Regions from separate parts of the Mus musculus genome. Here regions 2 and 3 are each linked to region 1. A link is a loop called in an ENCODE intact Hi-C map of the cell type or tissue named here. Cell type or tissue: left cerebral cortex. All regions are shown on one strand. Region 1 overlaps Acvr2a (activin receptor IIA). Region 2 has its middle 63 kb from the start of Gm31324. Region 3 holds the start of Acvr2a (activin receptor IIA).

The links. Hi-C counts contacts between places; a loop is a spot of excess contacts. Peaks named below come from ENCODE experiments on the same cell type or tissue, not always from the same donor. Only the 100,000 strongest peaks of a DNase experiment are listed, where the experiment ranks them.
Region 2: it touches region 1 in a loop (2.1-fold over the local background); 2 of 42 quality-filtered maps call a loop at or near these places.
Region 3: it touches region 1 in a loop (2.6-fold over the local background); 5 of 42 quality-filtered maps call a loop at or near these places.

What each region holds. Positions count from the first base shown.
Region 1 is chr2:48,866,612-48,870,611 of GRCm38, reverse strand. It overlaps Acvr2a (activin receptor IIA), which reads right to left. Exons shown (of 11, transcript NM_007396.4): 2 at 116-323. Among named protein-coding and RNA genes, the nearest start is that of Acvr2a, 55 kb to the right of the region's middle. In left cerebral cortex, no CTCF peak of the experiment used is centred here; DNase peaks (open chromatin) are centred at 1,923 and 2,190.
Region 2 is chr2:48,728,665-48,732,664 of GRCm38, reverse strand. No RefSeq gene overlaps it. Among named protein-coding and RNA genes, the nearest start is that of Gm31324, 63 kb to the left of the region's middle. In left cerebral cortex, no CTCF peak of the experiment used is centred here; DNase peaks (open chromatin) are centred at 993 and 1,667; H3K4me3 peaks cover 392 bases.
Region 3 is chr2:48,812,009-48,816,008 of GRCm38, reverse strand. Acvr2a (activin receptor IIA) reads right to left here and starts at 1,900. Exons shown (of 11, transcript NM_007396.4): 1 at 1,183-1,900. The coding sequence starts at 1,237. In left cerebral cortex, a CTCF peak has its summit at 2,235; DNase peaks (open chromatin) are centred at 642, 1,082, 1,895, 2,257 and 1 more place; H3K4me3 peaks cover 3,035 bases; H3K27ac peaks cover 2,891 bases.

The sequences.
Region 1 (4,000 bases):
CAAAACAGCAAGAAATACTTGAAAATCCATGCATTGATCTTTCTTTCCTTTTCAAGGCAGGACAGAGAGAAGGAAAGTCACTGAACTCCATCATAAAAATTAAATACATTCTTACCTGTCATAGCAGTTGATATCATCCAGCCAACAACCTTGCTTCACTATTTCAATGGAACCAGAAATATTCTTCCAGGTAGCAAAACAATGTCGCCGTTTATCTTTATCACCATAGCAAGGTTCAACACCAGTCTGGTTGGTTCTGTCTCTTTCCCAATTAGCATTAAAGAAAAGACACTCCTGAGTTTCTGATCTGCCAAGTATAGCACCTGTAAGGTAACAGAAAACTTAATGTAAATATATACTCCTAAGGTCAAGGATCTGAAGCAGGAAGCTACTTAAGGTACTCTTGCAATGTCCAAAGCTCTATTCCCTAATGCTGCAACTTTGCATTTGAATGGCCATGCTTTAGGCATAAAAATAACCACAGTAATCTAAATTGCCTACATATATCACAAAATTTCTCTTGAAAATGTCAGTTTCATTTAAACATACAAAAAGTAGCAAAAATTGTTAATTTTATTACCTTTCAACCCTTCCATGGTTAGACCTCCTTTTTAATATTTTGTGTGACATAATGCAACCTAAGAAAACACAATTCTCTGTATAGTTTGGCTGTAGCACCTTCAACTTTGTAGACTAAACAAACCAGGGCCATGGAGACTTTCAAATCTGGCAGACATGCTCTCAAAAGTGAGTCTGTTAACTCCAGTAAAGCAATTTATATTAATATGCATTGCCAGTGGTAAAATTGGAATCTGTTGGTAAAAACAGGATTTGTGAGGAAAGATTTGCAACTACTAGCATTAGGATAACATGTGACAATGGTATCAGTGGTAATAGTAACAAAAGTAGCCTTTAAATTCTGAATAATGAAATGAGCCAATAACCAGAAGATCCACATAATTCAGAGAATCATTATTTTATAAAAGAATTAATGTAATGTTACAAAGCATTCATGTGTAAAAAAACACTCAAGCTGAGAAGGATCAACTGATTTTTTTTTTTTAAAATGAGGCTACTTTGTGAATTTTGGTATCATATAAAAGATGTAAGTCTCTAAATAAATTATTAAAATATTTTCTCTTTTCTAACTAGTTAATTGTGTATGGATAGACCAAAATAATACAACAATCAAAGTAACATATATTGGTAGCTAAATAAAAAAAAGATAGATAAGGAATCCTATTGTTTTCTACCTAAAGATCATGAAAGTTACAAAAACATCACATTTCTTTTTGATTCAGAAAATATTTTTCATAAAGATTTCTTTTACTAATGTAGAATGGACACCTGCCATTTAACAAACTGCCATTTGAAAATGTCCTCATTTCTAACATGGAAAACATACAATCTGCATTTAAAAGAAAAAAAACTCTCAGAGTAGTTGTGCTATGGCCAGGAAATATCTGCCCAAAAGGCTCATGTGTTGAAGATTTGGTCCCCAGATGTGGCATTATTGGGAGGTGACTAGACACTGAGGTCTCTGATACAACCAATGAGTTAATCCCATGTTAGTGCCCTACAGTGTGGTATTTTACAAGATCCCTGGGGGCCTAGTGAAATAGGTCACTTGGGACACAACCCCTTCTCCCCAGCTCTTCTCTCACTCTGCTTCTTGTCTGCCATGAACTGTGTGGCTAGACTGCACAGTCCCATTCATAAGGTTCACGTCTATACTAAGGTCCACAGCAATGAAACCAACCAACAAGTGTCTGAGACAAGAAAACAGGGATCCAGCAGCATAAATCTTTTAAGTCATTGACGGCTGGTATGTTGTCCTAGCAACAACAAACTAACACAAGTTTCTTAACTCTAAGAACCTAAGTAAGTCTTGGGAACAGCTGTTCTACAATGTACTAACAGAATGTACTAACAGAGATGTAATTATGAGTTTGTAGTGTCTATGTGCAGAAATGCTGTCATGAAATGACATAGTGCAAACTATATGATAGCTATGGCATCTGTATTCTAGAGAAGGTCTGCTACTACTATTTATCTGGACACATCAGCAACATTTTCTAAGTTATTTCTTTTCAGAAACTTCTTCAAAACACGAGCAAACCAAGTTTCTCTTGTACTAAAAATTCTAAAAGCATGTACTGCCCACACTCTTATCTTAAAACAGGGATGGCAAGCGTTCTGTAAAGGTCCAGACAGTATGTATTTTAGGCTGTGCAGGCCATATGGTCTGCACAAGCAACTACTCTGCTTGGGAAGTACGAAAGTATCCATAGACACTAAATGAATGAACAGAGTTTGTATTCCAATAAAACTTTATTTATGCAGATGAAAAACTAAACTTTTTGTCATTTTTAACATCTCACAAACTATTATCCTTGATATTTTTTCCAAACACTTAAATAAAGAAATTCATTCTGGGATGCATCTGGCCCACAGGTTGTGTGAGCAGCAACTCCCTCTTAAAGCATTGCCAAGAGACTGGCTGACCTGCCTTTGTTTGATTTGTTAGATGGGTGTTTTGTGTGCTTTCCTCTCCACTTAACTCATGGGAGGCAGAAGAAAGCAATCATGGGAGGCAGAAGAAAGCAATCATGGGAGGCAGAGGGAGGGAGGAACCTGGGTGGGTGAGGGGAAGGGAGGGAAAAAGGGGAACATGATCAGGTATTGGAGGGGGGAGCAGGAGAAAAGCCCTGGGGGCCAGCAGAATGAATGGGAATATGCAAGCCTGGGGGTTGGGGAGCAGGGCCAGGGATCCTCTTGGAGACAGTGGGGAGGACGAATGGGATGAGGAACTGTGGAAGGGCAGACCTGGAGGAGGGTAATGACTGTAGAAAAATAAAAGTAATAAAAAAGTATTGCATGGCTATTTTCAATTTTCAAAAGAGGAGTTCATTGAAGCACAGGAATATCTTAACTAAATTATGACCAAAACAAACGAACACTGCTTGTAGACAAAGTACCAAATGGGCAGCACTTTTGGTTTCCAGTCAATGAACAGTAGCTTTTTGAAGTATTCTACTGAGAGTCTGAAGAAAATTTTGTAGCACATAGGGATGACAAGGAAGGGGAAACATCAGTATTATGTTTGTAGACAAAAGACAAACAAATCGTCACTTTAATCACTGTGAAAAAAACTTCTAACATTTATCTTTTAATGTTAAACCCATTCTCAGGATGATTTCCTAGATCCAGACCATCATTTTTTCCTCCATAGGTAAAGAAAATTGCTTATAAGAAAACATCTGACAATCTTCCTCCCTTCTTCTGAAGCTAGTTGGGTAACTAGCCTCTGTCCCATACATTCCCTACCAAAACAATAAATAAAATAGCATGATACTTATGAAAACATACTAAATGTATCTATTTTTTTAAAGTCTTAATGTTCACATTGTGATTTCAAAAAGTTCTATACTAGGATACTATTGTTCAGATGGTACATTCTAATCTAATGGTTTCTGAAATGTTAAGCCTCTCTCCCTAAATTTATTCTACCAAAATAATTCCAAATAGTCCAAGCTGCCATTTTTTAAAGAAACAATTAGGCATAAAAGTGTGCATGCAAGGCACACTCTTGCATGCTGTTTCATGCATTCTTGGTGTCATTTTCTGTATCTGGAAAAGAGGCAGTAACTTAACCACACACATGCACACACATACGCATACTACATATTTATATATCTATGTGTTTTGTTTTTTTCCCCCTCATGGAAGACCTAATAATCCTTCCTAGCTTAAAGTTTCTGGACTAAACCTACAACCTCATATCTAACCTTGAACAAGCAAACAAATCCTTCACTACCTCTTTCCACATCAATAAATTAAGCAGGCTAATTCAGTGTCCACATTTTTCTCTAGATCCATAATTCAAGTCCAACTGTAGAAAATCAGAAACTCTAATCACAATCAAGCATCTCAGTAGCTTATGCACCATTTCATGTAAAGTACTTGCACTGATAACTAGCATTAACTGCTTCGTTTTCTT
Region 2 (4,000 bases), 140 kb after region 1:
AGAATTATAGTGTTTTTCACTGATGTAACAAGTTTTGAAAGTGTCAGTCTTTATATGTATGGAGAGTAGTCAACAAGGATCATGGTGGAATTGCAGAGACTCTACAAAGAGAGACTCTTAGTTTGCATCATGGATTGGATCAGTAGGAGTGCAAAACAGGGGGAAAGTGCTCAGATTCTAGATATGTATATTTACTTTTACTTTATTTTTATTTTGTGTGTGTGTGTGTATGTGTGTGTGTGTGTGTGTGTGTGTGTGTGTGTGTGTGTGTACAGGTGCCTGTAGAATCCAGAAGAGGATGCCAGATCCCCTGGAACTAAAGTTACAGGCTGTTATGAGCCACCTCATATGCTTACTGAAAACTGAACTCTGGTCCACTGAAAGAGCAATATGTACTCTTAACCACTGATCCATCTCTCCTGCTCTATTTGTATATAATTCAAAATCAGTGCTAAAGAAAGGATTATTGGTCAAAGAAAAGATGTAAATTAAGGTTCATGCTAGACGAGGAGGGCGTTGCCATTTAAATCAGGATCTTATGATGCTGTGACCAATTACCACAAATCTCATAGTTTAAAATCTCATCTCTGACTGTCTCTCTCTCTGTCTTATCTCTTTCCTTTTTCTTTCTCACACGAACACACACACACACACACACACACACACACACACACACACACACTAGTGGGCAGAAGATCAAAGTTAAGGAGTTAAGATTTGACAAGCTGCATTTTTGCTGGAGGTTCATTCTGGGGGAGAATTTTTTTTTCCTGGACCAACTTCCAGTGGCATGTATGTGAACTCACGGATTCACTGGTGTTTCTTGGAGGCATCACAATGTCTCCTGCTACCCAGTCTCTTACAAAGCCTGATGAATCTATGGTTTGAACTTTCCAGAGGACCCTTAGCTTAAGAACATTTATAAAGCTCCCTTTTCAACAGAACAACAGTCTTTATAGTTCTTGGGTACTTGAGCATCTTTTCTCGGACAATTATTCGGTTGCCATACCATTTAACAAAAGTGGAAAAGACAGGGACTCAAGCAGGAGGAGTGAGGGGGAGGAAATGCATACATTTTTTGCCTCTTAGCTGAGAGCACAAGCTCATAGTAGTCAGAGTGGTTGAATTAAATAATCAGATTTATTATTAAAGGGATTTTTCATATGCGTTATGAAAAGCAGACTATTAAATCTGTAAAATTCAGCTCAACCCAGGTTTCCGTTTACCTTCTCACAAACTTTCACTCACGTGGCGAGAGCAAGTGCACACCATTCATAATTGATTTTCACTATTTTCCTCCATCAACCTTTGATTCGCTACAAAAGTGCTGATTTATTCAGTAATTCAGATGGGTCTTCATTTTCAGAGTGTGCAAAACAATTAAAAGTACTTCCTATCCTTAAAGAACTTCCATGGAACAATTTGGCTCCACCCCAGAGCTTATTCTCCTGCATTCCTTCCTAATGGGGCTGGGAAGCACACAGCTTACTCACTTTCAGCAGTGTTTTGTGAGTAGGAATGTGGGCGAGTTAAGTCTACTTCTCCAGTCGAGATTGATAACGGCCACGAAGTCTTTCTCTTGCTTTCTGTTTCACAGTCGCTGTCCCCTCACATGGAGAGAGTTTAAGTAAGCAATTACAGATTGTGAGCTTCAGGTTCCAAAAGTGCTCCAGAACGCAGGAACAAGATACCAGAATGAATGCACAGTGGGTGGAATCAGTTTATTTGAGGAGCTTTTCCTAGAAATAACCCATCCTACACTCTGATTTAGAGAAGAGAGTTTACTGAAGAGACAGAAGTGCCGGGAAACAAGCCCCATGAAATGTAACTAATGTAAAAGAAACTGTGATCTTGGAGACAGAAGTCTGTTCGTGACTAGCAGTTCTAATGAAAGGTAGGGAAAGCAAACTGGGGGACTTTTGTCAGTGTTTATGTATGATGGTATGAAAGAAAGGAGACTGTCACCAGTGAGCTGGTTATCTGAAAAGTGATGATCTCACTGATCCCTGGGAAAGACTGATTGCAAGAATTTATATTCTATCTAGCCTCCTTTGCAGTGAGCCTGGGATCACAGGGGCACACCCCGGACTGTTATTGTAAAGAGTTCTGGCCCAGTGCTCAGTAAACAATATGAACTCAGATTTGCCTGTTACTAAAATAACGATCCCTTCATTTTCCTCCCTACTTTATCATTTCTCCTAGGGTGACTGGTGGCCAGGGTTACACTGAGGAAACTGAGTTTGTAAACTTTCGTGACCTAGCGCCGACTGTGACCCCTCTGGTCAGAATGTAGTCATTTAATTAGTTGCTTTTCAAACATTGTACTAGCTCTTTCCTAATACTTTCTCACACTGAGATAATGTTTGCTAGCCGCCATCAAATAGGATCCCTCCTAATTGCTGTTTTTCACACTTAATTACAATGTTTTAAGATCATCAAACTTTTCAATAGGTCAGTGGTACCTATAAACGAGTCTAAACACAAAACAGAACCTGCTTGTTATCATTTGAGTCCAACCGGCTTCTAAGCAGGCTTTTCACAAGCTAAGCCACCATGGTCTCTGTAGGTTACTACTCCAAGTAGAGTATCAATCTTTTACAAAGCCTATGCTTTTCGTCCTCCATGCCTTTGCCCATTGTTACAGCTTGGTCATTTAGTGTTCTTCAAAGGGTCACGCTCTGATGGCTTGGTGCCCAGCTTGAGACACTTTTTAGGGATATTATAAAAACTTCAGGGAAAGGTCACTGGAGGCAAATTCTTAAAAGTGTTTATCTTGTCCCAGGGTCGAATATCTGCTTCCTGTCTACCATGAGGTGAACAACCTCGTCTCCAACTCACACCTACTGTCTTGTTATTCAGCCTTACCTCAGCAGCAAAGTAATGCAATTAGTCTTTTATAAACGGAGACCTCTGAGACTGTGAAAACTAACCCCTGAACATGTCTTTAAGGAATTTTTAGGTTAGGTTAATTGAGGTAGGGAGTCCTACCTGTAAATGTGGGTACCACCATTCCATGGGCTGAGGTCCAGGACTGAATAAAAAGGTGAAAGTAAGGCCCATAGCAGTGTCCCCTGACTGTGGATATGATGTGAGCAGCCACCCCCTCCTATTCCTATACTTCCCTTGCCATGATAGACTCTAGCCCTTGGAAGTTTAATCCACATAAGCCTTTCCTTTAACTAGCTTCTTGTCAGGTATCTTTTACAGCAATGAGAAAAGTAAATACTATACCAAACGATTCTTTCTGTAAGTTGTTTCTTCAGATATTTTGGTCACAGCAACTGAAACCGAACTAATCACACAGTTGGTACCAAAGAAGTCCATGACCATCATTGCAGGGGGATAATACATGGCAGCAGACAGGCAGATATGTTGCTAGAGTAGTAGCTGAGAGACTATATCTTATCTGTAAGTTGGAGGAAGAGACTGAGAAATGCCTAAGTCTGGTGTGGATTTTTGAAACCTCCAAGCCCAACCCTCTAGTGACATACTTACTCCAAAAAGGACATCGCACTAATCCATCCCAAAACAGTTCTACTGACTAGGGACAAGCATTCAAATATATGAACGAATGGTGGGAGTCTCATTGTCAATTAAGGCAAGTCTTTATTTCATGAAGTCATTTTTTTTCCTTAAAGATTTATTTATATGAATACACTGTAGCTGTCTTCAGACATACCTAAAGAGGGCATCAGATCCCATTGCAGATGGCTGTGAGCCACCATGTGGTTGCTGGGAATTGAACTCAGGACCTCTGGAAGAGTAGTCAATGTTCTTAACCACTGAGCCATCTCTCCAGCCCCTCATTGTCAATTAAATCGCCACAGCACTAATTGAGATAGGAAGTTCCACCCACTGTAAGTGGCACCATTCCCTAAGCAGGGATGCTGGGCTGTATTAGAGTGGAGAAAGTGAGTCAATTATGAGAACTCACATCTTTATTGCCTTCTTCTGACTGTGAACACAACACGACTAGCCATTTAAACTCTTTCTATATTGA
Region 3 (4,000 bases), 55 kb after region 1:
AAGGATTCTATTAAAAGGGGGGTGGGGTAGGGAAGATGGACACACACACAACAGAGAGGTACACAAAGAAAAGACTACCACCTTCTAATTTCCCTGTGACATACGAGGGAATGACACAACCATGAAACCTGTCAATTTGTCCCCCACCCCTCCTGTTTGCCACAACCTAGGAAGTATACACTGAATTTTTATAATGAATGCATTCACTGTGACTTTTAAACTCTTTCATCCCTCCAACTAACTCTCCGGTTAAGTGCATTTGCACACCTTTCAGCTAGATGTATGTATGCATTTCCAGAATTTCAATACAAAAGCCTAGTTTTTCCAACCACTGGTTGCAACCATACAACATCTTCACATAATCAAATTTTTCAGATATAAAATGGCCAGAGTATTCTCCTAACCTTGAGTTAAAAGAAAAGAAAAGAAAAAGAAATACATCTCACAAGAACAGCATATTTAACATGAACACAATTTCACATGGCCTGTTCTTAACTGAAAACAACGTGTCGGTGCAAAGCGTTTAAAATAAGTATTCCGTAGGTAAGCAGAATCTACGCCTGAAAAGAGCACCCAAATGGTGGGTGAAAGCCAGCACACACCACCAACACACAGCAGCATACCTCTTCTGCACTGGGTTAGGGTTAATACTCCGGCAACTAAAACTATTTTTAACACTACTGGACAATGTAGTTGGAGAAGACGTGAGAGGAGACCTAGATTAAATCGCTGATAGGATGCATTGTTTCTCACAGTCAAAATTAAACACCAGCTCACTTGATCTATGTCTCGATATTCACCGGTGAAGCACTAATTAGATGACGACCAAAACCGGTCCTTGTTTTGGAACAGCTTAGGCTAAATGACATTTTGGAATACCTCCTTCTGGGTCTCAAACCTTTACATAAATTTTCACTTGTGGTATTTGCGGCTTGAACAGCAACCCAACCAGCGCTGTCATCGAGTGTTATGGCCACAAACCATGACTTTCTCACTTGCACAACAACACAGCACTCAACCTATCAGTTCGCCACACCAACCCAAAACAAGTGGAATTCATGGAGATTTCGAGATGATCGGGGCTGCGGGTTTAGGCGCGGGAAAAGCCTCGGCCCGAGAACTGCCCAGCAGACGGCACCCGGCACCCGGCCACAGCCCCGCCGCGCCGGCTCCTCCACCTACCTGAAGAGCAAGAGATAAGAAAGACGGCGAACGCCAACTTTGCAGCAGCTCCCATTTTCCCGAGGCGCCGGAGAAGCCGTAGGAAGTTCTCGCTAGATATCCAGTTCCCTGGGTCTTCCTCGGAGACAAACCTCCTGGTGTAAAATCAACCGTCATAAAACATATTCGGAAGCCCCGAGGCGGGGGGGAGGGGGAAGCAAAAAACGTTCACAGGGTTGAAAAAAAAAGGATTTAAAAAAAAGGCACAACAATTTAAAAAAATGTACCACGGGGGAAAAACCGCCACATACACGCACAACACACCAAACCAAACAACGAAAAGCCAACAACAACAAAAGCGGGTTGGAATCACTGTCAAAATCACTGTCAGCTCCGCTCGCCTCTCGCGTCTCAGCGAACAAAACGCCTGGCTGAGGCGACGAGGCGGCGGCGGCGGCGCCCGCAGCCGCCCGGACGGTCCGGGAGCCGAGCTGCTCCGACGTCCGGACCGACCTTCAACCCGGACACCCAAAGTCCGCGGACCACAGTAGCCGAGCTCGCGGCGGTGGCGGTGCGAGGCGGCCGCGGGAGACGGCGACGGGAGAGACGGTGGCGCAGGCGGCGGCCAAGTTCTGGTCCAGGCTGTGGCTCCGGCTCCCGGCTCCCGGCTCGGCCGCGTTTTCGGTCTCCTGGCCTCCGCCGGCCCCGCCCCCTACACTTCCGGTTCCGTCCTGAAGCTGGAAGCCAGGCGCGGCGGAGAAACGCTCCGCGGCGGCGGTGGCGGCGGCGGCGGGAGCGGCGGCCGGGCGCAGCGCGCGTGCCGGGCGGCGAGCGCGAGGAGATTGTCCGGGAGGCGGGGCGAGCCGGAGGGGCGGGGCCGGATCCGGAGCGCGCTCGCGAGGCTGCGGGAACCGAGACCGAGCAGACGGGACGGCGGGCCCTGCGGGTGCCCGCCGCGGCCCCGAGACGCCCGGTGTGCCCAGTGCGGTGCCCGCCCGGGCGCGAGAGCCGCGGCGCCCGAGCGGGATGGGCGATGCTAAGGCCGACTGCGGCGCCCAGCCTTTCCTCTGGGGGACGCCGAGGCCGCGCCGACTTGCTCCGAGTGGGCGGGAGCCGCACCCGCTGCTGCCCGAGCGAGCTCGGTGCTCGCGAGCCGGCCGCGCCCCCGCCGCCGAGGCCTCCCCACGTTTGTCTTTGGGCTAAAAAATAAAGGCAGGAAGGGCTGTCCGCCAGGTCAGGACACCCTCGCCAGATAGCTCGATGTGAGGTTCGGATCCTATCCACCACACCTTGTATACACAAAGCATTGTGTTGCAAACAGGTTTGCTCCTAGTTGGCGTGAAAGTCTGTATTAGGCTTGAAGTGAAAATCGCAGATTTCAGTGTATTGGACCGTCAGAGACGGTGGTGTTATCAATTCTTAGCCTCTTGTAAGACCTGTTTTTACCCCGTAAGCCATGTTGAACTGTTGATCGGGTGTTCAGTTAAGCACCGAAACATACAGAATGTAAAAATGTGAGCCCTACCTCCAGAAGCTCGGCTATTTGGGATATTCGAAGTTGGCTATAGCGTGCAAAGGATGATTGCTAGAGTCAGTTCGTCTGCCATTTAGCACAATTTGGTATAATAAAGGGGGAGATCTTGTTTTCCACTTTATTCCAGCATTCTGAAGGTTTTGACAGGAATGCTTCCTCAGTAGATAGGTAAATACCTAGAAGTTTGCCCTTTTTTCTTAATACAGTAGTAACCTCTGTGTTTGGAGACATTTTCAAGAAAAAAAGGAAGCAACTGTGGGATGGGTAATTAATGTTTTAGTGTACACTGATCCCCACATTTTTCCACAAACTCACTTGTATTTGTTTTCTTTTTCTCTTCCTATAAACTGCTCTATATTTCTGTCTATTAAGTACATCCTATAATTATCTGCCTATTTCTACTACTTGTCAGGGTTAATAATCATTGTGGCTCTTTAAACTCTCTCCAAGATTTCCAGTTCTCAAGCCCTGCTCAGAATTGATGGTATTATGCAACAAAATCCCAAACTGGTCTTCAGGATGCCTCAGTAAATCGAATGTAGTTCTGCAAACAGTTTAGGCTGGACAGAAACGAAGAGTTGCCACTAACAGTCTTAAAATGGAAGAGTGTGTTTACTTTAGAACCATCTACCCTCCTTTCTCCCAGGGATGGATCAGGCCCTACTGTTGTCTTGTCACTACATCGTCTCGATGTTTCTTCATCGCTAAAAACAGAGCAAGTGAAGCAACAAGAGTTGCATATTAGTTTCCTCTCACCTCCTAGTCTGACATATGAGTGAACGTAAAATTATTTTCTAAAGTAATGAAGAAGAACTTCAAGAATAATTCTGAATAAGAGCATTCTTTGCTAACAAAGAGTTAAAGTAAACCCCTGGGAGAAATTAGTGACAACCAGTCATAACAGCTATGCATTCTGTTCTTAAATGTGCTTCTGGGAGGCACCGGGATGGGCTCTTGTGGAGCTCAAGGTAGCTTCGAACTCCCTAGAGAGCCTAAGATGACCTTGAACTTCTGATCCTCCTGCCTCTACTTTGTAATTGCTGCAATTACTGACATGCACTACTGAGTTGTATTTATGTGGTCCTGGGGATCCAACCTAGAACCCCATGCATACTTAGCAAGCAAATGAGCTCCACCCAGAGCCCAGAATGTACTTTAAAAAAAAAAAAATCCAGAAATAGTGGCTTTAAAAGATAGTGTTATTAATCCCCACTACAGTTCCAAAGCTCACACTGAAGATAGAAATAGCTGAAATTATTAAGGCTGCCCTTTTTCCTCCATATTACTTATGTTTGACAAATTTCT